Regions from separate parts of the Homo sapiens genome. Here all the other regions are linked to region 3. Evidence: chromatin contacts called from ENCODE Hi-C or POLR2A ChIA-PET data. All regions are on one chromosome and are shown on one strand. Each heading gives the region's core, a stretch centred on a gene start or an enhancer-like site at or near the end of the contact. The rest is flanking DNA. Distances are from core to core; before and after follow the strand shown.

What was found. Hi-C counts contacts between places; a loop is a spot of excess contacts on that map. ChIA-PET counts read pairs that join two places held with the same protein, here RNA polymerase II (POLR2A). Pooled maps may share reads with other maps.
Region 1: a loop to region 3 is called in a pooled map, with 4 times the contacts of the local background. The contact joins the promoter of PATJ here to the promoter of OMA1 in region 3. A Hi-C loop is called at or near these places in 5 of 50 pooled maps.
Region 2: a loop to region 3 is called in a map of naive thymus-derived CD4-positive, alpha-beta T cell, with 12 times the contacts of the local background. The contact joins the promoter of USP24 here to the promoter of OMA1 in region 3. A Hi-C loop is called at or near these places in 2 of 168 maps with a recorded cell type or tissue (CD4-positive, alpha-beta memory T cell and naive thymus-derived CD4-positive, alpha-beta T cell) and 7 of 50 pooled maps. POLR2A ChIA-PET finds 5 or more read pairs at or near these places in 1 of 52 experiments (GM12878).

The regions. Positions count from the first base shown.
Region 1 is chr1:61,741,230-61,745,077 of GRCh38, reverse strand. It overlaps PATJ (PATJ crumbs cell polarity complex component), which reads right to left and starts at 2,598. Exons shown (of 44, transcript NM_001350145.3): 1 at 2,523-2,598. It overlaps PATJ-DT (PATJ divergent transcript), which reads left to right and starts at 2,294. Exons shown (of 1, transcript NR_185910.1): 1 at 2,294-3,080. RefSeq lists a silencer at 2,137-2,846.
Region 2 is chr1:55,213,581-55,217,161 of GRCh38, reverse strand. It overlaps USP24 (ubiquitin specific peptidase 24), which reads left to right and starts at 1,798. Exons shown (of 68, transcript NM_015306.3): 1 at 1,798-2,372. The coding sequence starts at 2,049. It overlaps LOC100507634 (a long non-coding RNA gene), which reads right to left and starts at 1,754. Exons shown (of 1, transcript NR_038320.1): 1 at 1-1,754. RefSeq lists silencers at 1,621-2,130, 2,201-2,390 and an enhancer at 2,851-2,910.
Region 3 is chr1:58,545,175-58,548,763 of GRCh38, reverse strand. OMA1 (OMA1 zinc metallopeptidase) reads left to right here and starts at 2,038. Exons shown (of 9, transcript NM_145243.5): 1 at 2,038-2,061. It also overlaps a transcript of DAB1 not described here. RefSeq lists enhancers at 1,600-1,789, 2,003-2,629 and silencers at 2,190-2,289, 2,300-2,389.

The DNA.
Region 1 (3,848 bases), core at 1,349-3,848, 3.2 Mb before region 3:
CAAGAAGATGGGGTAGGGAGAGCTTCTCAATATCTGAACACATGGAGGTTCCTGGAGGGTGGCATGCCCCTTCTCATACCTCACCCTGTGCATCTCTTCCTCTTGTATCCTCTGTAATATTCTTAATAATAAACTAGTAATAAACCTAAATAAGTGTTTTCTTGAGTTCCGTGAGCTGCTCTAGCAAGTTAACCAACCCAGAGGAGGGAGTTATGGGATTCCCAATTTATAGGTGGTTAGTCAGAAGCCGGGGTAAAACAATCTAGGACTTGTGATTGGCATCAGAAGTGAGGGCAGTCTTATGGGATCTGACACTATCCCCAGGTAAATAGTTTCAGAATCGAACTGTTAGATGCTCAGCTATTGCTTGATGCAGAACTGATGGGCCCACACATTTATTTGGTCACAGAAGTCCTCAGTGTTGACTGTAGTGGTGTGAGAGCAGAGGAAAAAGTTTGTGTTTTTTCTCTTACTCCTAATAGGATCTGGACTAGTAAGGGCAAATCTCTTCAGAACTCATTTTATAAGTTCTATCCATAAGTATTTCCATATTTATTAACTTTGTTATTATCTTTGTGAAAGTTGCAGATACCAGGTCAAAATCACTTTTTGTCAAACCCAAACAAACTAGAGAGCCTGAGGGAGAAAGCTCATGCTTGCAAGTCTGAGATAAAGATCGGTCTCAAGAAGGAACTAAAATAACCACCCAAGAAATTCTTTCTTTAGGAATGCAGTAATTCAGATAAGATAAGATAAGATAATCTTTTTTCCTTTTTTTTTTTTTTTTTTTTTTGAGACAGGGTTCTTGCTCTGTCACCCAGGCTGGAGTGTAGTGGTGCAAACACCACTCACCACAGCCTCCATCTCCTGGGCTCAAGCAATTCCCCTGCCTCAACCTCCCGACACACCTGACTATTTAAAAAGCTTTTTCTGTAAAGACAGCCATGTTGCTCAGGCTGGTCTCCAACTCTTGGCCTCAAGCGATCCTCCTGCCTAAGCCTCCTAAGTAGCTGAGATAACAGGCATGAGGCAGGTTGCCAGGCCTGATAAGATGCTCTCCATAACACCTGCCCAGTAATGGCATCTTCAACAATGGCCAACTCTGGCTTTCAGTCTGCAAAACCAATAAACTCTGTTTTCACGCAGCTTATCTGCACTTACTTTGCCAATAAAAGTTTCCTTTTACCCTCCCCTCTTCCATGCATATATGGCTTGCCAGGCCTGTGCACCTCGGGCTATAACGCTCATTTCTCATTCCCAAATAAATTCAACACATTTGGAGTGTTTTGTTGTTGTTGTTATTGTTAACATCTTAAAGGCCATTAGGGGCCCTAAAAACATCAAAGCTCACTTTAGCTAAAAGGCTCAATCTCACCTAACATTTTCTAATGCTGCAAACAGATTTAAGTTTTTAACCGCTGCCCCTGCCTCCACTCCTTTCAAATAGATGTGTGCAAATTAATTTGCAGCCAATAGGAATTTAGCCCAGAATGTGGTAGTATCATCCTCAGTGGAACCGACATTGTCCTTCTGGGTTTCCAAAGGCTTCTGCCTTCCTTTAAGAAACACTTGTCGCGCACCTACCAATAGCCAGACCCTAAATGCAGTCGAAAAATAAGGCCCTGAAAGGGGCACCCTCTAAATGGCAGAGGCAAGCCAGTAAACAACCAACTGGAATTCAAAGTGACAAGAGCCACTTGGAAATATGACAAAGTGCCAAGTGAAGGGGTGTTCACTTAATTCGGCCTGCGTGCGGGACGGCTGGGGCGCTTTGGAGAGTGGGAGTGATCTGAAAATGCTTTCCTGAGCTTGATTTAAAAGCAGGAGTCCAGGAATTTCCCCTAAGGCTGGAAGCACTTTCCGACAGAACCTCCCCATCTACGCAGCAAGGCTGGCAGAGCCCAGGGCCTGACCGCTGGCTTGGGAACCTCCGCTACGGGATGACCAGGCGCCGCGACGCGGCCGGGCCCAAGTCGCCCCCTCAGCCCGGCTCTGAGCACCCCCTCCTCTTTGTCCCCTCACCCCGTTCCCTCCTTCCACGGCCACCGATGGAGGGAAAGACTCCGCCCAGCTCTGGGAGCGAAACAGGGGCACCGATCTGGGCGCAAAATAGGATCCGTGCCACCCCCGAATACCAGTGGGCCGAGATTCGAGGCCCGAAAGGCCTGGGGAGGCGGGGCGGCGCCCCTCCCTGCCCGCGGCCTCGGCGAGCCCTGCGCGGCGGGGCGGGGACCACCGTGGGGTCACCCGGGCCCGACGCAGGAGGACGGCGCCCCCGCCCCGCCTCCCGGGTCAGCGCGGACGCACGCCGCGGGCGCCCCATCCTCGCCGCGGCCCCTCTGAGCGCCCGGCGGCGCCCTCCACCTCCGGCTCCCACCCACTCCAGGCGGGCGGGCGGGGAGAGCGCGGGGGCAGGGCAGGCAGGCCCGGGAAGCCCCGAGGGAGCTGCCCCCGGCCGGCCTCCAGGCGCGGGGACACCCAGGGGCGAGCGCGCACTGCACAGCCGGGACCTCACGCTTTACCTGGTGCGCTGGAGGAGCAGGTGGGAGCCCGGGTCGGGCGGGCTCGGTGTCGGCCCTGCCTCACCTGGGCGGAAGTGAGAGGCCCAGGGTGACCGCGCCTCACCTGGCAGGCCCTCCCCTCGCCCCGACTCTCCCCGCCCGGGGCGGGGCACCGGGGTGGCGCAGGGGGCGGGGGAGGGAGCCCGGGGCCGCGGGAGGCGGGCTCCAAGGAGGGAGGACGGTTGCCCTGGCTGTTTACGTGCAGGTGAATTCCTACCGGGCGCGGGATGGCCAAGGGCCTGGGAAAAGTGGGCTGTGGGGGCGGGGTGGCGGATCAGACCGCGCGTGGTGGGGACAGCCGCCACTGACGGGGAGGGAGATCCGGACAGACCGGTGTGGTTGGAGGCCTGCGTGTAGAGCGAGACCCAAGATCAAGGAAATTGAGGAGGATATCGATGAAAGCGTTGGGTCAATCCGCTTAACACTTTGTCTTTTTGCCCCTTTCCTTTCCTGTTCTCTCATCCCTCCTTTGTTTTCTCTATTCGCTGACGCAAAATAAAATATTCTAAAACGTGTAAATGTGGGAGTCATTATTTTCTTCTCATTTAGTGGAAGAAAGAAATCCAGCAGTATTTGCCTGCTGTATGCTAGGTGCTAGCTTATGCAATGTCTCATTTACTCTCTGAAGAAACTAATGAGGAAACCGTGCACCCTGTAGGTTGACTGGCCCAAAGTTTGGAACACAGGCAAGGCATTTTGACTCTAACTACAGTGATGATTTCACTATACGTTAATTTTCTTTTATTTGTGATGTCACACCTTCGAGAAAAATATGTCCCGATAGCCTTCTTCCACTCCCTTTAATAACTTTAGGCTTTTGATGATAGGGGTTTTACTTTGCCTGATACAGTCCACACATTAACGATAAAGAGAATCAATCTTCAGGTATCTTATTCATAGAGTACATACAGTAATTGTTAAACACTGTGATTGATTGTGGGAAGATGTGTAAAATGGTATCCCTGTCCCCAGGAAGATGAGGAATAGATACAAAACAACTACAACATAAAGACTTTCAGGCGGGGCGCGGTGGCTCACGCTTGTAATCCCAGTACTTTGGAAGGCCGAGGCGGGTGGATCACCCGAGGTCAGGAGTTCGAGACCAGCCTGACCAATATGATGAAACCCCGTCTCTACTACAAATACAAAAATTAGCCGGGTGTGGTGGATGCGTAGTCCCCTCTACGCAGGAGGCTGAGGCAGGAGAATCACTTGAACCCAGGAGGCAGAGGTTGCAGTGAGCCAAGATCCTGCCACTGCACTCCAGCCTGGGTGACAGAGAGAGAC
Region 2 (3,581 bases), core at 549-3,048, 3.3 Mb after region 3:
TACTTTTAATTAAAAAATTGAGACTTTATTTGCTTTGGATATGAGGCCTAGGCTTTATAATGTCGCCTTTAATGGAAACAACAAATACAGTAACTTCATTTAAAAGTAAACAATAGTGACAAATTCACCCTGTAAATCAAATTGCTGGTATTTATAAACACAGGTGGCAAGTTACTAGGTACGAAGGGTTCGTGGTCCAGGGGAAAATATGCCAGCAGAGTGCAGAGACAATGTCTAGGTACCGGCCCTAATTTAATATTTGGTGTATGTAAAGATCTTCGTGAGTGCTGGGCTGGCAACAGCAGGGGTTTGATGGGATGAAAAAGTAAGGTTAGCTGGATTTCAGGTTCAGGAAGAAACCAGGATGAGGACATTAGAAGATGAACTCAGCAAGTATGTAGGAATAGGCATAGGAGATGAACTCAGCAAGAATGAAGGGATATCCGAATCTTGGGAAAGGGTGGGAAAATAACCTAGAGAACTATGGATTGAAGGAAATTGAAGAGGAAAAATAGCAAGGACTTAGGCCCAGGACGGCTTTGAATGCGGCTCAGCACAAATTCGTAAACTTCTTAAAACATGATGAGATTTTTTAAAAGTTTCATCAGCTACCATTAGCGTTAGAATATTTTATATGTGGTCCAAGACAATTTTTCTCCTTCCAATGTAGCCCAGGGAAGCCAAAAGATTGGACACCCTTGGCTTAGATGGTGGAGTCAAGGGAACTAAAGATATGACCCCAGTGTGCCAATGCCAAAGGTGAGAAGAGAAAGCAAAGAAAGCAGGCCTTTAAAGAGGTAGAGGAATCCTCAAAGGTGGAAAGAAACAGGGATAGGATGCTGCCCAAGAGGCAGGGACAAAGAATCGGAGCCAAAGACTGCGGTAAAAATGTGGGAAGGTGATGTCCACGATGTTCGAACGAGTCCGTGGCCGAAGGAAGTAAGAGTCTGGGTTTCTGGAGGTTTTCATACAGAGAACTGGGATTTAGATTTCGGGCTGGAAAAATATATTTTGGACTCTCAGGGGCTTTCAGGGTAAGAGTTCGGTAGAGTTCAGTCAGCTTGGCGGAGACAGGTAGTCAGTTAATGTTGGAAGGAAAATTCGGACAGCTGGGAATTAATTTCAACGGGTTTAGGGTGATTTCGGCAAGGGCTGGCGGGGCTAGGGTCGAGTGTGAATTTCGTCTTGGGTGGTCCACGCGTCTGGTTTGGGCAGGAATTTCTGTGGGCAGCGAGGCGTATTCAGGCAGCGTTGCGGGTGAATCTGCGTGGGATGAGGGTGGATTTCCTTCAGGACTGCGGTGCATTTCAGGCCGGGGTGGAGGTGCCTCACAGCCGCGGCGCAGGGAATTCCCTCTAGGATGGGGGAGCGGGTCGGGCGGCGCCGGCCAGGGAGGGGAAGTCCAACGGGGGTTCGGAGAGGCTCGGGGGACTCGGACGGAGAGAAGCCGGGTCGCGGCTGCGGAGGCTCGGCCGGCCAAGGGATTTCCGCGACGTTCAGCGCTGCGAGCTGCGCGGCGCTGCGGCCCCTCCCGTCCCGGGGGAACCTGTTGCCGGCGAAACAGGCGGGCGGTGGCGACGATGGAGAAGCCTTCCTCGCCTCTGCCTGGCTGCACGGCAGCCCTTTCACCTTAGGCACGCTCCGCGGCGCGGCCCCTCCCTCCGCTCCTTCGTTTAAAACAAACAGAATACGCCGCCGCCAACCCTAGCCTGCCAACGGCGAGCACGGTCGCCTCCCGTGCCGCTTCCGGGAGCCGAGGCGCGGCCCCGCCGCCCGGGGAGGAGGAGGCGGAGGGGGAGGAGGCCAACATGGCGGCGCGCAGGGCTGGGCCGGGCCGCAGCCGCGCCTGAGCGCCTCACCGCACTAGCTCGGCTCGCAGGACCCAAGCCCGCACCCAGCCTGGCCCGGCTGCTGCGGAGCACCCGGGGCAGGAACGCAGGGGCCAACCTGGGCGCGGAGGCGGCGCGGAGGGTGCGCCGCGCGGCCCGCCAGGCCCGGGACCCGTAGCTTCGCCGTGCGCTGGCCGGGGCGGCCAGGAGGCCCAAGCCATGGAATCGGAGGAGGAGCAGCACATGACCACGCTGCTGTGCATGGGCTTCTCAGACCCCGCCACCATCCGCAAGGCCCTGCGCCTGGCCAAGAACGACATTAACGAGGCCGTGGCACTGCTCACCAACGAGCGGCCGGGCCTCGACTACGGCGGCTACGAGCCCATGGACAGCGGCGGTGGCCCCAGCCCCGGGCCCGGCGGGGGCCCGCGGGGCGACGGCGGAGGTGACGGCGGCGGCGGCGGCCCCTCCCGCGGCGGGAGCACCGGAGGCGGGGGCGGCTTCGACCCCCCGCCCGCCTACCACGAGGTGGTGGACGCGGAGGTGAGGAGGGGCAACCCCAGACCTCTGTGGGAAGCCACTGGGCTGGAGTTCCTGGGAGGGGACACACCCCGCTGGGCTTGGTGTGGGGAGAGAGGGCATTCGACTGGGGCTTTAGTGGGGGCGGGGCGGAGAGAGAGAGAGAAGCCCCAGGCTCCAGTTGGGAACCGAAGTCACTTGATTGGGGGTAAGTGGGGAGAGGGACCCATAGGAGAGGCGTGTGAAAGGGAATTAGGGATGCGCAGCGGAGCTGTGGGTTGGGGTGAGGAGGGGTCCCTTAGGCTTCCGGCTATGCACGCCGACGATGGGGAGGAGGCTCCAGGGCTATCATCCGAGATGGGAGGACAGACACTTGAGCATATAGTGGGAAGGATGCGTGCAGTAGGGGGTCGGAAATGGGGTACTAGTGCACTAGGCTAGGTCGGAGATTTTGTGGCACGAGGTTTCAGTGAAGGATTGGCGGAGGCACCAGGCTCAGAGTCAGAAAAAGCGGTGTGGGCCGGCCAGAGTAGTGGTCTTTGACAGGATCACAGGAAAACTGTTGGGGTTAGGAGTGAGGTTGGGGTTTTAGCCAAGGGTCGGAAAGGGGGGGCATTGAGTAGGATTTAAAATGAAGAGGGAAGGGGCCGCGGCCAGGAATGAGGACTTGAATAAAATCAGGTATGAGAGCAGTGGGGATTGCACTGAGAGGGCAGAGGTGGGAGGCCTGGGCAGGGGTGGGAGCTGAGGAGGGTCTAGGCAGGGATGGGGACTGGAATTGGAAGATAGAGCTGGCACCAGGTCTGGGTAAAGAGGGAGTACTGGTCATCGATAAGGTCAGAAATGAGAGAAAATTAGACCGGGGAAAGAGATGGTAGTCATACTGAGGGTGCTATGCAGAGGGGCGCGGAACAGGGTGGGAGCGCAGTGGGGGTGGAGGAGGAGTCTTGAGGCTAATGGCTTTGATCAGAGACCTCAAGTCTAGGTGGAGAAGACTATGCCTGTTTAGTTTGGGGTGTGAGCAAGGAACGTGGGGGAAGAAAACGGACTCTTCTATAATAAAGAAAAAAGATCGACCAGAAGCAGCAGTGCTTTTGAATAATTACTTTGCAGAAACATAGTAGCTCATGGCAGGAATTTTGGTCAGATTCGTTGGGTAGTTCATTTCAGGGGCCAGTAGAGCAGCTTGGCCTGACCACAGAAAAGCACAGATCTCAAATTATTGGGATTGCG
Region 3 (3,589 bases), core at 789-3,288:
GACACCAGAAGATGTAATTACTGTAACATCTGCCAAGGGCAGAGGAGCAGCCAAGGGGGCTTGATCCACAGGAGGTTGTGGAGGGCTTTAATAGCATAAGGTCTCCCTAGGGGAAAAACAGACGGGCAGCCAACAAGAGTGTTGCCTAACATCTACAACTGGAGGAAGACAAGAAGCTATTTATCCTATGCAGGGAGTAGTTGCTTAATAAAAGGCACTGCTCATTGCTCAAGTCTCAGACCTGAGCCTATCTTCACACTGAGACCACAGAATCTGTTGACTTAAGAGGTTGTTGGGTCCCTATAAAGAAGAATCCTGCAATACTGAAACAAATATTTACTGTAATTAATGATTACTCTTTGGTCTGTGTCCCACGGCCATTTTCTTGACTGATTTTATGTTGAGGAAAGAGGAATACCCAGACATTTCACAGGTGTTACCCAAAGTATGTAACACACATGGCTCCTCTCTAAGTGTGGGGGCTTATGGGGATCAGGTAATAAGCAGAGTCCTGGATAATGTCCAGCTTACAGTGGGTCCAGGAATACACTGACCCATCCAGTAGTCATTTTCTTAGTTCCTGAGTGCATAATTGGGAGTACATATTGGGCAGCTGGAGCAATCTCCACATTGGTAAGAAGCTCAGGGTCCTTGGTCTTGAGTTATCATGGTGGGGAAAGCCAATGGGAAGCCTCTGAAGCTGTCCTTCTTTCCAAGTGAAGATAATAAATCAAAACCGATATTTCATCTGAGGGGATAGTGAGATGATGGTGGAGATTAATGTCATAATTAAAGACCTGAAATATACAAGAGTGGTTGGTCATCCCTGCCATATCTCTACTTAACTTGCCAGTCTGGCCCCTTTGGAAATCAGGTGGACCCAGGATAATGACATAATGGCTCTGCGCAGTCCAAAAGGAGCTGGATCAACTGGAAATTCCAGAGAACATCACACCCATCTATTTCACCAATGACATTATGCTAACCAGGCAAGATGAGCAAGAGGTGGCTAGCATGCTGGAAACTTTGGTAAGACATGTGCACTCCAGAGTTTGGGAGATAAACCCTACGAAGACTGAAGGACCTCCTACTTCAGTTTTTAGGGGTCCAGTTGTCAGGGGTTTTCCAGGATATCCCTTTCAAAGTAAAAGGCAAATCATAAAATACACATAAGATAAACGAAACAGTAACTTACACATTTTCCAAAAGAGATACCTAAAATTGTTCATAGTGTTTATGTCCTTTGACATAGTGTTTATGTCCTTTGAGATGTTTTCATTGTGCACAGAGTGTAAACATAATAAACTAATATGAGACCTCACTACTCATCCATCACAATCCAGTGTTTATTTGTACTGGCTTATTTGTACACTTTTATTTATTTGTGTTTATTTGTACACTTTTTTTTAATCGCCTGTCTTTCCTCACTGTGATATAAAGTTCACGAAATTCAGGTCTGTCTTGTTCACTGCTACATCCTTGGCACTTAAAATGTAGTTGATGCTCAAGAAATATGTTTTGGTGAAATGAATGAAACATACTATACACATAATTTTGGAGCCAGCTACTTTAACCTCCAGACACTTAAGATTATACTTCATCTTTCTTAAAATGCGTCCCTCCAAAAATCATATGAAAGCACTGTTCCCATACTCCAAAGACTATTTCTATGAATGCAGATTCAGAACCAGGAAGCCTTCGTCTTTTGGCAGTCTTCGAGTCTCTTCCCTTTTGGCCGGTACTGCCGTAGAGACTACAACGGACACAGCCTTGCGTGGATCATTCTTTAGAGGACCCAACTCACCAAAGACGGGAGAAAGTTGTTCCTAGGCAAGCAGCCCAGCCCAGGGCCATGTCCCGCCTTAAGCCACACGGAGGCGCTAGAGCGCCACAGTCTCCGCGGGGCCCGGGGCAGCTGGGAGAACGACTCTGGGCGGCTGTATTGACTGCCGGGTGTGGGCGGAGCGAAGGGCGCCCCGGCCGGTATGGCGGGCAGGAAGTGCGGGTGCGCGCCTGCGCATAGGTCGGGTCTGCGGTGTCACCGCTTTCGCTTCTGCTTGAGTCAGTCCTCACGGTGACGCTTTTCCCCAGCTTTTCCGAGTAGGATCGTGCCCAGGGGAGGAGGCAGAGTGCGGCAGTGGGGAGGGGGCGGAGCGCAGAGCGCCTGCGGGGGCGCCCGGGCAAGGAGTGGGGATCCTTGGGGATGGGGGTACGGGAGGAGGCGTGGGTGGGCGATAAGGCTGCGTGGAGGGGAGGGGCGGGGGGCGCCGGGGCGGGAGACGGAGGGGATCTGTCCTGGGGGAGCCCGGTTCTCCCCTAGCCTTGCCCGGGGCACGCCGGTGACCCCGTGTGTCTGCCCCGTGGCAGTACTTTCGTGGGCCGCCTGCCCTCCCCCTCAGCCCGCCCTTATCCGCGGCTCCGCTTTCAGAGCAGGGTTTCTCACCCGCGGGGCTTCGGGCTCCTCACCCGGCACCTCTGCCAGAGGGGACCGCCTCCCGGCGCGTCGGGCATTCGTCTCTTTCACCCCTTCCCTCTTCAGGAGAAACTGAACACGTTTTCCAGCCTAAACTCGGCAGGGCAAACCAGAACATTCCCCGTCTAAGCAGTTCCGGGGAGTTTTAACAATTTCCTCGTAAACTCGTCTACAGAACTCACTGTATACTGTTTAAATGTCGCCTGTGTGTGGAGCAACAGTTTTATTGTGCCGTGCAATCCTCAACAAGAAATTGTAGTCCAGGGAGATGAAAATCCCTTATTTGGCATTCAGGCGTTGATCAAGGTCGTGCAACCCTCGCTAAAAGGATTTAGGTTCATCTCCGTCATTCTCAGCCGGGGTGAAGGGGTGTAGTCTGACATTTGGAAGCTTAAGAACCAAGTCTGCTGCCGTCCAATTCTTTTTTAAAGCCTTCCATCATGTGTGTACTTTGCTTGAATGATTATTTTAAAGTACATGTCCTATTTTTGCCAATCTGACAGCTGTTTCCATAGAAACTAGAGAAGAAATAGTCATTTTCAGCAAGAGTTGTTAAAACTGTCTTCCAGGCTTCAGCTGTGAGTGCCAGTGAGTGCTGCACTTGCTCATTCGGAGATGGTACTTAAAGAATTAAGGATCTGAAATGTTCGTAGAGGCTAACAATCCAAATTGTTTAATTTTCTCACATCATTAATTTTGTTATCCTAGAAGTCTGCCAGCTATGTTTGTTGACCTGCCACAGCTCTTTGAAGAGAATATGTCAGCCCTGATTTTTTTTTTTCTTATGTGCTCTGTAGTCTAGTGATTGGCTCCTTGAAAATGCATGAATAGATTTCTTCCCTCATTCTTTACCCTTTCTTCAGGATAAACCGGGTATTACAAAATATCAGGCACTGTTTCTATTCAAAACGACACTTGGTTGTCAGTGATAGAAATGATAATGGTTTTAATTATATATGCGTAGTGTTGGGGCTTTTGCTTATACCTTCTGTGTCAATAGGATTCTTTTAAAATTTTTACACAAGTCATGAGAAATGAGAAGGAGTTTGCTTGTCATGTGCAGAGCTAAGCAGTGTGAATAGATGTGCATAGACATAGAGATGAGAGCTTTCTTTT